2 separate regions of the Homo sapiens genome follow, and region 1 is linked to region 2. A link is an interaction called in ENCODE POLR2A ChIA-PET data of the cell type or tissue named here. Cell type or tissue: HCT116. All regions are shown on one strand.

Region 1 (2,500 bases), 680 kb after region 2:
TGTCTACTTCATGCCAGGCACAATTTTAGGAGGTAACAATATTGAGAGATGCAAAGTAGACAAGGTTCCTTCTTTCATAGGGCTGGCATTCTGTTGAGAGAGAAAAACATTCTGGAAATAAACAAACAAATAAATAAAGATGGTAATTTCAGATAGTGATAAAGTGATATAAAGAAAGTAAGACAAAGTAATGTGCTAGAAAGTGTCAGTGTTAGGTTATCAGGGAGAGACAACGTGAGATTTGGTGACCAAGGGAGACCTCTTGGAGGAGGTGACCTCTGGTCTTAGACTGAAATGGTGAGAAGGAACCAATCATGTAAAGATCTTGGGGAAGAACATCTAAGTCTCAGGGAATGGAAAGGGCAAAGTTTCTGGCACCAGAATAAGCTTAGTGAGCTCAAGAAACCAAAAGCCATATATGGCTAAAAGTAGAGTAAGTGATAGAAGAGGGGAGAAGGATAACTTCAGAGATACAAGCAGGGAAAGATCACTTGAGGTCCTGTAGTCCATGGCAAGAATTTTGGATTTGTTTTTAAGTGTAGTGGGAACCCTATGCCATGTTTTATGCAGGCAAGTGGACTGGTCCAAGTAATCTTTTAGAAAGATGACATCGCTACAGTGTAGAGAAAGGATTATAAAAGGCAAGGATGAAAGCAGGGGAATGAGTCAGGAGGCTATGGCAATGGTCTGGTTAGAAATGATGGTGGGTCTGATCAGGTGGCAGCTGATCTATTTGTGACTCATATCAATGGGAAGAAATGGATACGTTCAGAAAAACTGAAAGAAAGGTGGACAGAATTCCTGGTAAATTGAATGGAGTGCGGTGAGAGAGAAAGAAATTGATTTAACACTAGATTTAGAGGTTAGTAAATGTGCTGTATGTAATGTGTGCTAGGTATAGTATATACAGGCCATTTACATATATTAAGTGATTTAGTTCTCACAAGACTCCTATGATGTAGCTAGTATTCCTCCCAACTTGTCTCTGACAAAGAAACCAAGATTTAGAGACGCTTAATAACTTGCCTTAGGTTACGTAAGTAGTAAATCGGGAAGCCAAGATTTGAACCCAGGTGTGCCTGATATCAAAAGCAGTGCACATTTTTGTGTGACACAGCATTACCCCTGGAGCTCTGATAAAGATTGCATCTTGCCTATAAGGCAAGACAGAATTAGAGTCCCACAGCAAAACGTCTATTGAGTCACATGTGAGGACACGTTCCATCATCAAGGGGCTTGATTGATGTTGCCTGGCTTCTCTCTGGTTCCTTGAAGGACTATGTTTCAGTTCTGGAACCTCATGTTTAAGGGACGTAAGCACTTTGGGTGGAGTCAGAAGTAAATGAAATGATTAAGCCGATAGAGAAAATGACTTCTGAGAAATGATTAAAAGATTGCAGCTTAGCTCAGTGATGACTAAAGAGGACATCAGCCTATAAATATTTCAGGGGTGGAAATAGCAGGAAGGGGGGATTTTTCTGTAGAAAGGAGAAAGAAATTGCATGAAGGGACAGGCAGAGAATACAGTTCAGTTCCTGAGTCTGCTCTTTATGATGTTGGTGGCTTATCATGACTTTGAGTCTAAATTTTCTCATCTCAAAAAAAATGAGTTATGATTAAATGAAAAACAGTATCTCACTAGAAAGACATCAAAATCCCCATAAAACATTCTTTCATGCTTTTAACATTCATTTGATAAATACTTATTGACATGTACTTTGCATAAGATGCACAAAAGGGGAGGATTTGGGGCCAAAATGTGGATGTCCATTTGAACATTCTTGTTTTATAATAAAATATACATATTTTTATGAGACAAATATTATAAGGACAATTCCTTCACAACAATTGTCTAGCTGGAATCAGAATTATTCATGCACTGAAACATATCAGCTATTGTCATGTTCTGGAGTCTGGAGAGAGAGAAAGGGTAATGCTCGTACCATGCATCCCTATTGCCTGAATACTGCTATACTCTAAAGAACGGGGAGGCTTAAGTTTCAAACACAGGCTAGTGATTTCCTTGCATTTGCCACAATGTGTGTTTGTCTGGACATTTGTTAGTGAAATAAGAGAACACACTGCTTGATAACACAGGGACAACTGTCCAATACATTGGGTGCATTATCTTTCCATATACTATGAAAATTATATCTATCAAGCTGCAAAGTCAGAAAGCCTTGGTTTATCAGCTACATCCGGGCCGCACACAAAAGGTAAAGCCACTGAGGGAAAGCCTTCTTGAAAAGCACACCTGTCCTTTTCAGACATTTTTGAAGTATCATATTTGTTTTCAGATGATTTTGGCCTTCCGCCCTTGATTCTTTAGCTGGGTTGGGAGGCTGTCCTGTGGCCTGAAGGTTAAAGAGAAATACGAGTGAATGTGTCATCTTAATGGGCTTTGAATGCACTCCCAAATGACATGTTTTTTTCTTTTTTCTTTTCAGTCTTGCTTATAAAAGTTACACCTGCAAAAATGGGACTGAATCCAGTGAGGAAG
Region 2 (2,500 bases):
TTGTTTCTGTGAATATGGAGAGAATAAATTAGCTCTTTTGCTGAATTCATGGATGAATGAACTTTAAAACTGCTGCATAATTTTTTTCATTTTTTTTTTAATTGCCTTTCAGGTCATTTGGTCACTTTGCTTTTTTTGTGGTTGTTTAAAACACTCCTCCATTACTGTAAGCATTTAATGACTTCCAGACATGCCCAGTGCTTTGCATATGATAAGCATTTAATAGGTATAGTCACTAGTCCAGGAGCCCTGTTGAGGTAGGACTGGGTCTTTGTACGTTTGGCACTTGGTCTAATATCTTACACACAATAGATGCCTATTGAGGGCCTATTTGTTGAATGAATCTGTCATTTGGTCCTCATAGATGAGATTATAATTTCTATAAACTTTCATGGGCAAAGGATCTATTTTGGGGAGGAGCAGAAAGTGTAGAACAGATCTACACAAAGTAATCCTTTTCCTTTTCATTAAAAGAAACCCCTCAAAAATGGTGGTAAAACTTTCATGGATTTATCCTTATTTACAGAATAACACTAGAGAGTTTACATCACTGAGTTAGATAGGAAAGCACTTTTAAAAATGTAATTACATTATACTTATACCCTCTACCACAAAGGATGTGAAGTGACCTGCAATAAGAACAGACCATCCCCACCCAAGAAAAGGAACAGACAAAATTACAGTAAAATCTGAATGAAAATTAAAGAATCAAGACCAAGGAAAATGTAAAGGCCAGTTAAAATCAAAATCAAGATCATGTTTCTATTTTTTACTGCTGCATAATGAATAATCCCAAAACTTAGTTTTTTTGAATCATTATGTTATTTACTTGTGGTTCTGGGGGTTGACTGGGCTTAACTGGACAACTTTCACTGCATTCTGTTGTTTGAGCAGTCATAAGCATCACCTGAGGTTCAAAGGAGAAGAATGCAGGCCCCACCACTCAATGGGAACAGTGTCAGTGTCACATCATAAGAGCATGTGGGATGGGATATATTGAGGCAGCTATCTTTGGAAAATACAATCTGCTACACCATGGGAGGGAAAAGACAAATACGCATTAACTTCTCAACTGCGTTTCTTTTTATTATTAAGTTACATGTCGATCCACCTCCCACAAACACATTTTCTCCAATAACCTTTATAGACCTTCTTATTTTTTCTCATTGGGCCAGCATGAGCCATTTTTATTTTCAAAGCAATAGTTAAACTTGAACATCCTTGAGCTGATTCAGCCAGGGATGCTATTTAATCATGTTGTACAGGAATTGCCATGTTATCCACATTTCAGACTAAAAGGGAAGGGGAAGAAGAATGCAGTTTGAGCCTGAACTTTTATCAGAAATTGCCTCTCCTCTCCCAAAAGAAGTAGAATATGTCTTTCTCATCTTCACAGCTTAGCAGAGAAAACAAAAACTACAGCTCACAAACCATGTATATGTATGTATATATAGTTATTAATTGCAACTTTGTCATAGCAAAAGATTGCTAACAGCCTAAAAGCTAGATGGATTCACAAAGAGAGGCAATGATTTGGAGGGGTGGGGGAGGAGATACCAATCAATCAGGAGGAGGTAGGAAGATTTCTCAATGTCATTTTGATTTTTGAACCAATTGAATATTACCTATATAAAAATGAAATAAGATTTTAAAATAGATCTAGTGCAAGCACATAGAGAATACTCTCCAAATAGTAATTAAGTAATAAGGACCCTGATCTAAGGAAATGCAAGATCAGCATGGAAGAAAAACTGTGAGACACCCTGACAAATAAGTAGAACTTTGACAATAAAAGATATACACCTGAAAAAAAGGAATATTCTCTTAGCTACACCTGGCTTAGGATTGTCTCACCAGTTCTGGAAATATGAGAACATTCTCACTAGGCAGGCTGCAAAGAGGTGTGAGCTGTGAAAGAGTGCCAGCAAGCAGTGCTTCATTCTCGGGGGAATTTCCACAGTGCAGGGTCTGGCTCTCCCTTATGCAGACTCACCATCAGATTTTTGTGAGCACACTGATTATGGCTTTGTCTCAGGGGCTAACTCACGCTAAGCTTGTGAATGTGATAAATTTATTTACAGTGAGAACTCTCCCAGGAACTAGAATATTCCAAGTCCATTTGGCCAATCTTTCCTTTATGTGTGGATCTCTATGGGAAGTCAAACAATAATCAGGTGCTTGCTCAGTAAGCGTGGAATCAGAACAAGAGAAATCAAATGAAATATATGGTCCTCTTTCCAGTCCATTCATGCTCCGGTTCCCCATGGCATAGTCCTGGCCCTCCTCTACCTATACTTGCTTCCTAGGAGAGCCTATCCATCCATGGCTTGGGTGCCAATAGATGCTGATAATCCCAAATTATATATTTCCAGCCTAGACCTCTTTGAATTCTCAACTCATTTATCCACCTGCCAACCCAGTCTCCACTTGGATGCTCACCCTTAACGTGCCCAAAATAGAATTGCTATTTCCCATTTCCTAACCCTAGCCCTCCCACTGT

Evidence for each region. ChIA-PET counts read pairs that join two places held together with the same protein. Peaks named below come from ENCODE experiments on the same cell type or tissue, not always from the same donor. Only the 100,000 strongest peaks of a DNase experiment are listed, where the experiment ranks them.
Region 1: POLR2A ChIA-PET joins it to region 2 with 5 read pairs; 4 of 35 experiments call an interaction of 5 or more read pairs at or near these places.

What each region holds. Positions count from the first base shown.
Region 1 is chr12:75,659,123-75,661,622 of GRCh38, reverse strand. LOC105369844 (a long non-coding RNA gene) reads left to right here. Exons shown (of 16, transcript XR_007063375.1): 8 at 2,448-2,500. Among named protein-coding and RNA genes, the nearest start is that of KRR1, 150 kb to the right of the region's middle. In HCT116, no CTCF peak of the experiment used is centred here; DNase peaks (open chromatin) are centred at 682 and 1,262; H3K27ac peaks cover 2,500 bases.
Region 2 is chr12:76,342,051-76,344,550 of GRCh38, reverse strand. BBS10 (Bardet-Biedl syndrome 10) reads left to right here. Exons shown (of 2, transcript NM_024685.4): 2 at 1-77. Among named protein-coding and RNA genes, the nearest start is that of BBS10, 5.1 kb to the left of the region's middle. In HCT116, no CTCF peak of the experiment used is centred here; no DNase peak of the experiment used is centred here; H3K27ac peaks cover 2,500 bases.